2 separate regions of the Homo sapiens genome follow, and region 1 is linked to region 2. A link is a contact called in ENCODE Hi-C data. All regions are on one chromosome and are shown on one strand. Each heading gives the region's core, a stretch centred on a gene start or an enhancer-like site at or near the end of the contact. The rest is flanking DNA. Distances are from core to core; before and after follow the strand shown. Region 1 holds the start of FYB1 (FYN binding protein 1). Region 2 overlaps EGFLAM (EGF like, fibronectin type III and laminin G domains).

Region 1 (3,038 bases), core at 73-2,572, 770 kb before region 2:
TTTTCTTACAATTCTTAAAAAATGTAAATTCTTAGCCTGAGGTCTGTACAAAACATTCCACAGGCCAGATTTGGCATGCGGGCCATAGTTTGCTGACCCTACTACTCTATAAGAAGGGAAAATCATACGGGGAGGAAAGTGACCATCTCTGGCATAACGTCTGTAAGATTATAAGCCACTGAGTGGAAAATCCTTGTCTTCTCCATCTTTCTAGTCTTGGCCAGTGCTTGACCCACACAGTAAGTGTTTGATGTTTATGAATGAATGAGTAGAAGGAAGGTGGGGGAGGTTAATTTCACAATCACAATTTGTTAAAATCTCATTTAGTCCCAATGGTAGCCTCTGTTTTGGGGGGTTTCTTTTCTTTTCTTGTCTTTTCTTTTCTTTTTTTCTCTTTTCTTTTTTGAGTTTCTTTCTTTCTTTCCTTCTCTTTATTTTTCTTTCTTTCTTTCTTCTTTTTTTTTTTTCCTTCAGACAGGATCTTGCTCTGTTACCCAGGCTGGAGTGCAATGGTGGTGCAATCATAGCTCACTGAAGCCTTGAACTCCTGTGCTCAAGAAATCCTCCCACCTCAGCTTCCCAAATGTCTGGGGCTACAGGCATGCACCATCACACTTGGCTAATTTTTTTTTTATTTTTGTAGAGACAGGGTCTCACCATGTTGTCAAGACTGGTCTTGAACTCCTGGTCTCAAGCAATCCTCCTGCCTCAGCCTTCCAAAGTACCGGGATTACAGGCATGACCCACTACACTCAGCCCCACTGGTGGTCTTTTCACATGGATTATCATCTAAATACTCCATTTCTTCCAGCCTCAAGAATAGTCTAACAGAGAGCCGACAGAGTGAGTCTAGTGGGCTTTCCACACATGAGTGACCACTCTTCAGTTGATATGGTCAAGCACACCACTTTACCTCCTGACCTCAGGTGCAATTAGCTTCCAAATATTCCACATGCTCCAGTGGACCTTTCTAATTGTAAGCATCCCCCTTTGGCCCCCATTGCAGGTGACACTCCTGGGTGTGTGGAAAGATTATGGGTCCAAAGAACTTACAGCTTCTTCCTCTTGAATAAACATGGTGGCAGGCAGGAGAATCTTGTTTTGGTTTTACCCTTTTAAATATCACATGCTTGGTGGGAATGTTAGCAGAAGTATCCAGGCTGAACAGACACTTTTAAGTTCCCCTTTCTCCTCCTTATTACTCAATATCCTGAGGGCATAATAGAACTTTTCTTGTCTAAGTTTGCCTGGTCAGGGGAGGGAGGTGTGGCTCACTCAACCACTGACCGGGACAAAACCCTGCCAGGCATCAGAAAGCTCCGCAGTTCTTGAGTTCCACATGCAGAGCAGATGCGACAGCTAGAAGTGAGTAGGGCCCAGACCCTGGCCCAGGAAGATCCACTAAAGGAGGCCATCCTTCCGCCTTCTTCTGCAGGAGTCAGGTAACAGCTATGCCTAGGTTTCTTCTTTCAAATAAATGTGTAATTTTTTATAGCAGGAAAAAAGCACCACTTCCAAATTCTGGCAGCACAGACTGTGCTAGCTGAATAACTGAAGGAAACGCATGTTCTGTTGGAAAATAGCAAAAGAGATGAACAGGAGACACTAAAACTCAGCCTCATGGTAGCCAAAAGGATGATAAGCAGATAAAAATGTGGCCGGGAACGTGTCTGTCACTTGCTCTTTCGTAACTGGATAAGGCCTCTCATGTGTTCTTGTTGGAACCTCTGGTGCCACTAGCGTTAAATAACGTCTTGCAGTGAAACCAGAAACAAGGTTTTATTGCCAACAGAGCTGGGCACAGATGGTTTATTTCATCCTGGTTCCTAACAAATATGTGTCCATCCTTTTGATGAGAAAGAGTAACTTTCAATTTCCTCCAAACCTGGCAGGAGGTGAGGATTCACATGAGATTTCTACATAGACTAAAGAAAGGGACTATACTGCCATGAATTATGCCTTCTCAGAAGGAATCCTGGCAAACTGGATAAATGATGACAAACAGCTGCAGATCAGCCAAGGAGGCCTTTCAAAGCAACCAGCAACTCCAAATTTTCCTCGGAGCCTTTGGCTGTCTTGTATACATTGCTGATTCTTCTGAAAAATTCACAAGGTCTTTTCCCCCCATTTAACTTGATTTGCAGGGAAGTAATTAATAGAAATGGGCCTCTGACTCTGCCTTCTATTAGCTGTGTGACTTTGGGAGAGCCACTTAACCTCTCTGTGTCTCAGTTTTCTCATCTAAACATGGGGATAATAATAGAACTCATCTCATGGAGTTGTTGAGGGGATAAAACTATATACACTTTTTGAGTACTAATGTAAAATAATAATTAATATTCACCATTTTAAATATTTTTTCATTAAATACAAATAATTCTGCGTGGGAAACAGATGGGCTTATCACCGGAAGGGTGAAGTTGTGGCTGTGATTTTCTGCCCATGCTATGGGAATGCCACCGGAGGTTTTAGGTAGAGTAAAACGTCCCCATGCAATGTGAGATACACACACTTCAAATAGTCCGATACCTTAAGAAATTAATCATAAGTGATAGGTGAGGGGGAGGAGGATAAGGGTGCTCTTTCCAATAAAACCACATGTTTTATGATGTACCATTAAAGGCGATCCTGAATATCAAAGGCGTTATGGTGCACTTAAGGCACCCCGTGGAAAAGTTGACCATCCGTTTCAAAAAGGAAAGGCTAAAAAGGTTTCCATTTCCCTTGAGAAATTATTGTAAAGGTTGAAATCCACACTGCCTGACTGTCATGTCCATTATTTGTTTACTACCATTGGGCTTCAAATTCCCCCCAGCTTCTGCTGGAGTCCAGAGGCTTGGAAGCTCGCAGCAGCTGATTTCTGGTGCAATGCTGCACCTTGCCAAGTTACGGCTGCTTCATAGAGCAATCACACTGACATCTAGTGGTCTAAAGAGTAAGTGCAGGCGGTGGCTTTGAAGCTTTTACCAGCCTCAATGTGCTTTAAAAACCACATTTTCCACCATTTACACAATACGTTAACAAGAGAGAGAGATCAG
Region 2 (3,177 bases), core at 16-2,515:
AAAAGTCCTGTTGGAATACTGCTGTACTCTTTTTTTTTTTTTTTTTTTTGAGATGGAGTCTTGCTCTGTCACCCAGGCTGGAGTGCAGTAGCGCGATCTCAGCTCACTGCAACATCTGCCTCATGGGTTCAAGCCATTTTCCTGCCTCAGCCTCCCTAGTAGCTGGGATTACAGGTGCCTGCCACCACACCCGGCTAATTTTTGTATTTTTTAGTAGAGATGGGGTTTCTCCATGTTGCTCAGGCTGGTCTCAAACTCCTGATCTTAAATGATCTGCCCACCTCGGCCTCCCGAAGTGCTAGGATTACAGGCGTGAGCCACTGTGCCCGGCCCCAGCAAGACTTTATTTACAAAAAAGAGTGGTGGGTCAGATTTGGCCTGCAGGCCATAGTTTGCTGACTGCTGCTCTATAAGATGAATGTTGGAAAGAAAGACCAGGAGCTTCCAATAAGCCTTGAAGCTTCAGGCTTCAGCCAATTCCAGCAGACTGTGTTCTGGCTCCCTTCTGAATCACTCTGGCATGATCTGCAATGTCTGAGAAAATCGCAAGGTGCTGCTGAAGGCAGATGGAGAGGGGGTTACCTGAACACGAGGGCTCCATCCCGAAGGCCCAAGGAAATGAAGTCGCTGTTGGGTCTCATGGGGCTGTCTCCCCTCCACAGCAAAAGGCCATCCTTGGCAGTTGTTTTAAACCTCATGAACACATTTGATCTTGATCCTGACACCCTGGAGGAAATACACAAATAAGTCCACCAAATCAACCACCAACATCTGTTTCCGAGTAATTCCAGTTTTGTCTGCCAGCCCTGAGGAACCAGATGTAAGGATAGTCTGGCACTTTCTGACACTTACTTCATTACCACGAGTCGCACCACGGGTCTAAAGGTCTGGACTGCTCACTCAGCAGCAGTCTCTCTCCCCAAGCACTGTGAACCCCACCAGAGAGCATTTGCTGAGTGACAGATTAGCAAGACTATGGCCAATGTCACAGCTTAGGCTGCACCCCCATACACACCTCATTCTTTTCTCTTTCCTGTTTTACTACTCAGGGGCCCCATTCCCCAACAGAAAGTGTGTTTCCTAATTACCAAGAGGTTCAAATTGGCAGCCACTCTGGGCTAGGACCACGGCTGTGGATGGCCAGCTCTGGCCGGTGACTGTCCTTGGGGACAAGGTCTAGACAGGGAAAATACCCAAGCGATGGCGTCTCAGACAAAGGAACAAGGCCTGATAGTGAATGGTCTGGAGTGGTGTTGAGGCAGAGCCAGGGTGGAGAAGAACAGGAAGCTTCGAGGAAAGGAGGGGTGCTCAGGCTAGGCCAGCTCCATGCTCTATAGCCACGGCTGGGAATAGGTTCACAGGCTGACATGCTCTTAGCAATGCTTGGGAATAGACTAGTTCAGAAATTCATTCTTATTAGTGTGATCAGTGTTTCATCTTGCACAGAGAAAAGAGGAAGGCTGAGGTCCTTGAATCAAGGGTGAGATAGGAGGAAACATAATTTAACATTGCTACTAGCATAATGTCATTGGAAAAGTTTCTTTGTCCATTCTCTAGTCACTTGAGCCATCCCTCTGTCTGTCTCACACACCTGGGTCTGTGTCTGCAGTGTCCTCAATCGTGAACAGTGGAGGGAACTATTATCTAGGCTTCCCAGAGCCTGAGCTCGTCAGGAAGAGACCAAGTTTGCATTTCCCATGCAGGGCCTCAGAACAGTGAGGGAAGAGCGAGGCCCCCCAGGCCAGGTTCAGCACAATCTAGCACTGACCCATTCCCTAGAGACCTGCTTTGCCCAGATTTTCGCTCAGGTTCCTTCCCTCTCCCATTTGCCTTGGGTATATTGATTGGTTACAAGCCAATCAAGAGGTTCTCATTTCTCTTGCCAGTGATTGGTTTAGGGGCAGGCATGTGGCAGCACAGAAGAGACACAATCATATCCCTTTTGTCCAATGAGATACAATTCTGGGAAGAATTCCTTCTCTTTTAAAAAGAGTCATATGAGAAAAAAAGTCTTTTGGACTTCCACTGGATGTAGTCAGAGTCATCTTATGTGCAGCTTATGGGCAGCTGGGGAGTGGCCTCTGGAGAAGACGCTGAGGACAGCAAGCAAGAAATAGGGATGAGATTGGAATATTTGAGGGTACAGCTGCTTCTCTTAATTAATCAACCCAAGATCCAGTGTAAGTCTGGACTCCTTGTGATATGAAATAGTAAATATCCCTCATGGGTAAGGCATTTTAAGCTGAACTTTCTGTTACTTGGCACCAAAGATATCTGACTGAAATAGACCCTGAACTTGACTTTTACCTGCAGCCTCACACACATGCATTTATACTTTCATATACATACACACACACACACACACATGCATGCGCACACACACATACACACACACTATGGCCCTTGAGGTAGCTGTGGTTTTGGGCCTCATGTCTCCTGCTCTCATCAAGCCCCTCTACTCCCCCAAACCACCTAGTGGTCTCTCACTAACCCCCAGAGACTGAAGGCTTGGGCCCCTTTCACGCTGTCACTGCTTTCTAGGGACTGAATGACCTTCCATCTTTGGAGAGAAAGGGCTGAAGAAGGAGGACGGTCTCTCTTGGCTGGGAATCCATTTTACCTAAGTCCCCATGCCAAGACAACGTAGATTAATACAACCTGGGATTAGAGAAGTGAAGCAGTGTCTGCCTGGTGTGTGTTGGGCGTTACCAGGGACATCCAATGCCCTAGGAGAATTCCTCCCAACCACATTTTGTTCCCTGAAAAGCCACCAAACTCCACCCTAAGAACTGGATGCCTTTCGCTTAAAGATTTGCCCTTGTGTGTTAAGATGCAGTCAATCTGAAGAGGAAGGAAAATCCCAGAATGATTGTGTGGGGAGCAGAAAGGGGAATAGCACACTAGAAACCACAAAGAACTGGGGAAGGGAAAGAAAGAGATAAGGGGCAAACTGAAAGTGCCAAAGACAAGCTTGACCGAGTTGAGGATTTTGCCATGTCAAAGGCTATTCCAAACCAAGAGCGAGGACTCCAGGCCAGGGCTGGGACTTCTGCCACCAGGGGTGAGATGCCATGGCTGTGACTTGGGCATTTCCCTGTATCCACATGAAGAGAGCTGAGAAGCCTCTCACTGAACTGGCCAGAGCCTGAAGAGGACAAGAGACCTTTGCTGATGAAG

Evidence for each region. A loop is a pair of places that touch in the nucleus more often than their neighbours do. Pooled maps may share reads with other maps.
Region 1: a map with no recorded cell type shows a loop between it and region 2 (2.9-fold over the local background). The contact joins the promoter of FYB1 here to the enhancer-like site in region 2. A Hi-C loop is called at or near these places in 1 of 168 maps with a recorded cell type or tissue (naive thymus-derived CD4-positive, alpha-beta T cell), 3 of 37 single-sample maps with no recorded cell type and 7 of 50 pooled maps.

Annotation. Positions count from the first base shown.
Region 1 is chr5:39,217,847-39,220,884 of GRCh38, reverse strand. FYB1 (FYN binding protein 1) reads left to right here and starts at 1,322. Exons shown (of 19, transcript NM_001465.6): 1 at 1,322-1,442. RefSeq lists an enhancer at 1-246.
Region 2 is chr5:38,448,864-38,452,040 of GRCh38, reverse strand. EGFLAM (EGF like, fibronectin type III and laminin G domains) reads right to left here. Exons shown (of 22, transcript NM_152403.4): 19 at 583-726. All of the region lies in intron 1 of EGFLAM-AS5 (EGFLAM antisense RNA 5), which reads left to right. Among named protein-coding and RNA genes, the nearest start is that of EGFLAM-AS5, 18 kb to the left of the region's middle. Within about 2 kb of position 1,265, at least 2 of the 41 ENCODE cell types and tissues checked have a DNase peak (open chromatin) inside an H3K27ac peak, as active enhancers do.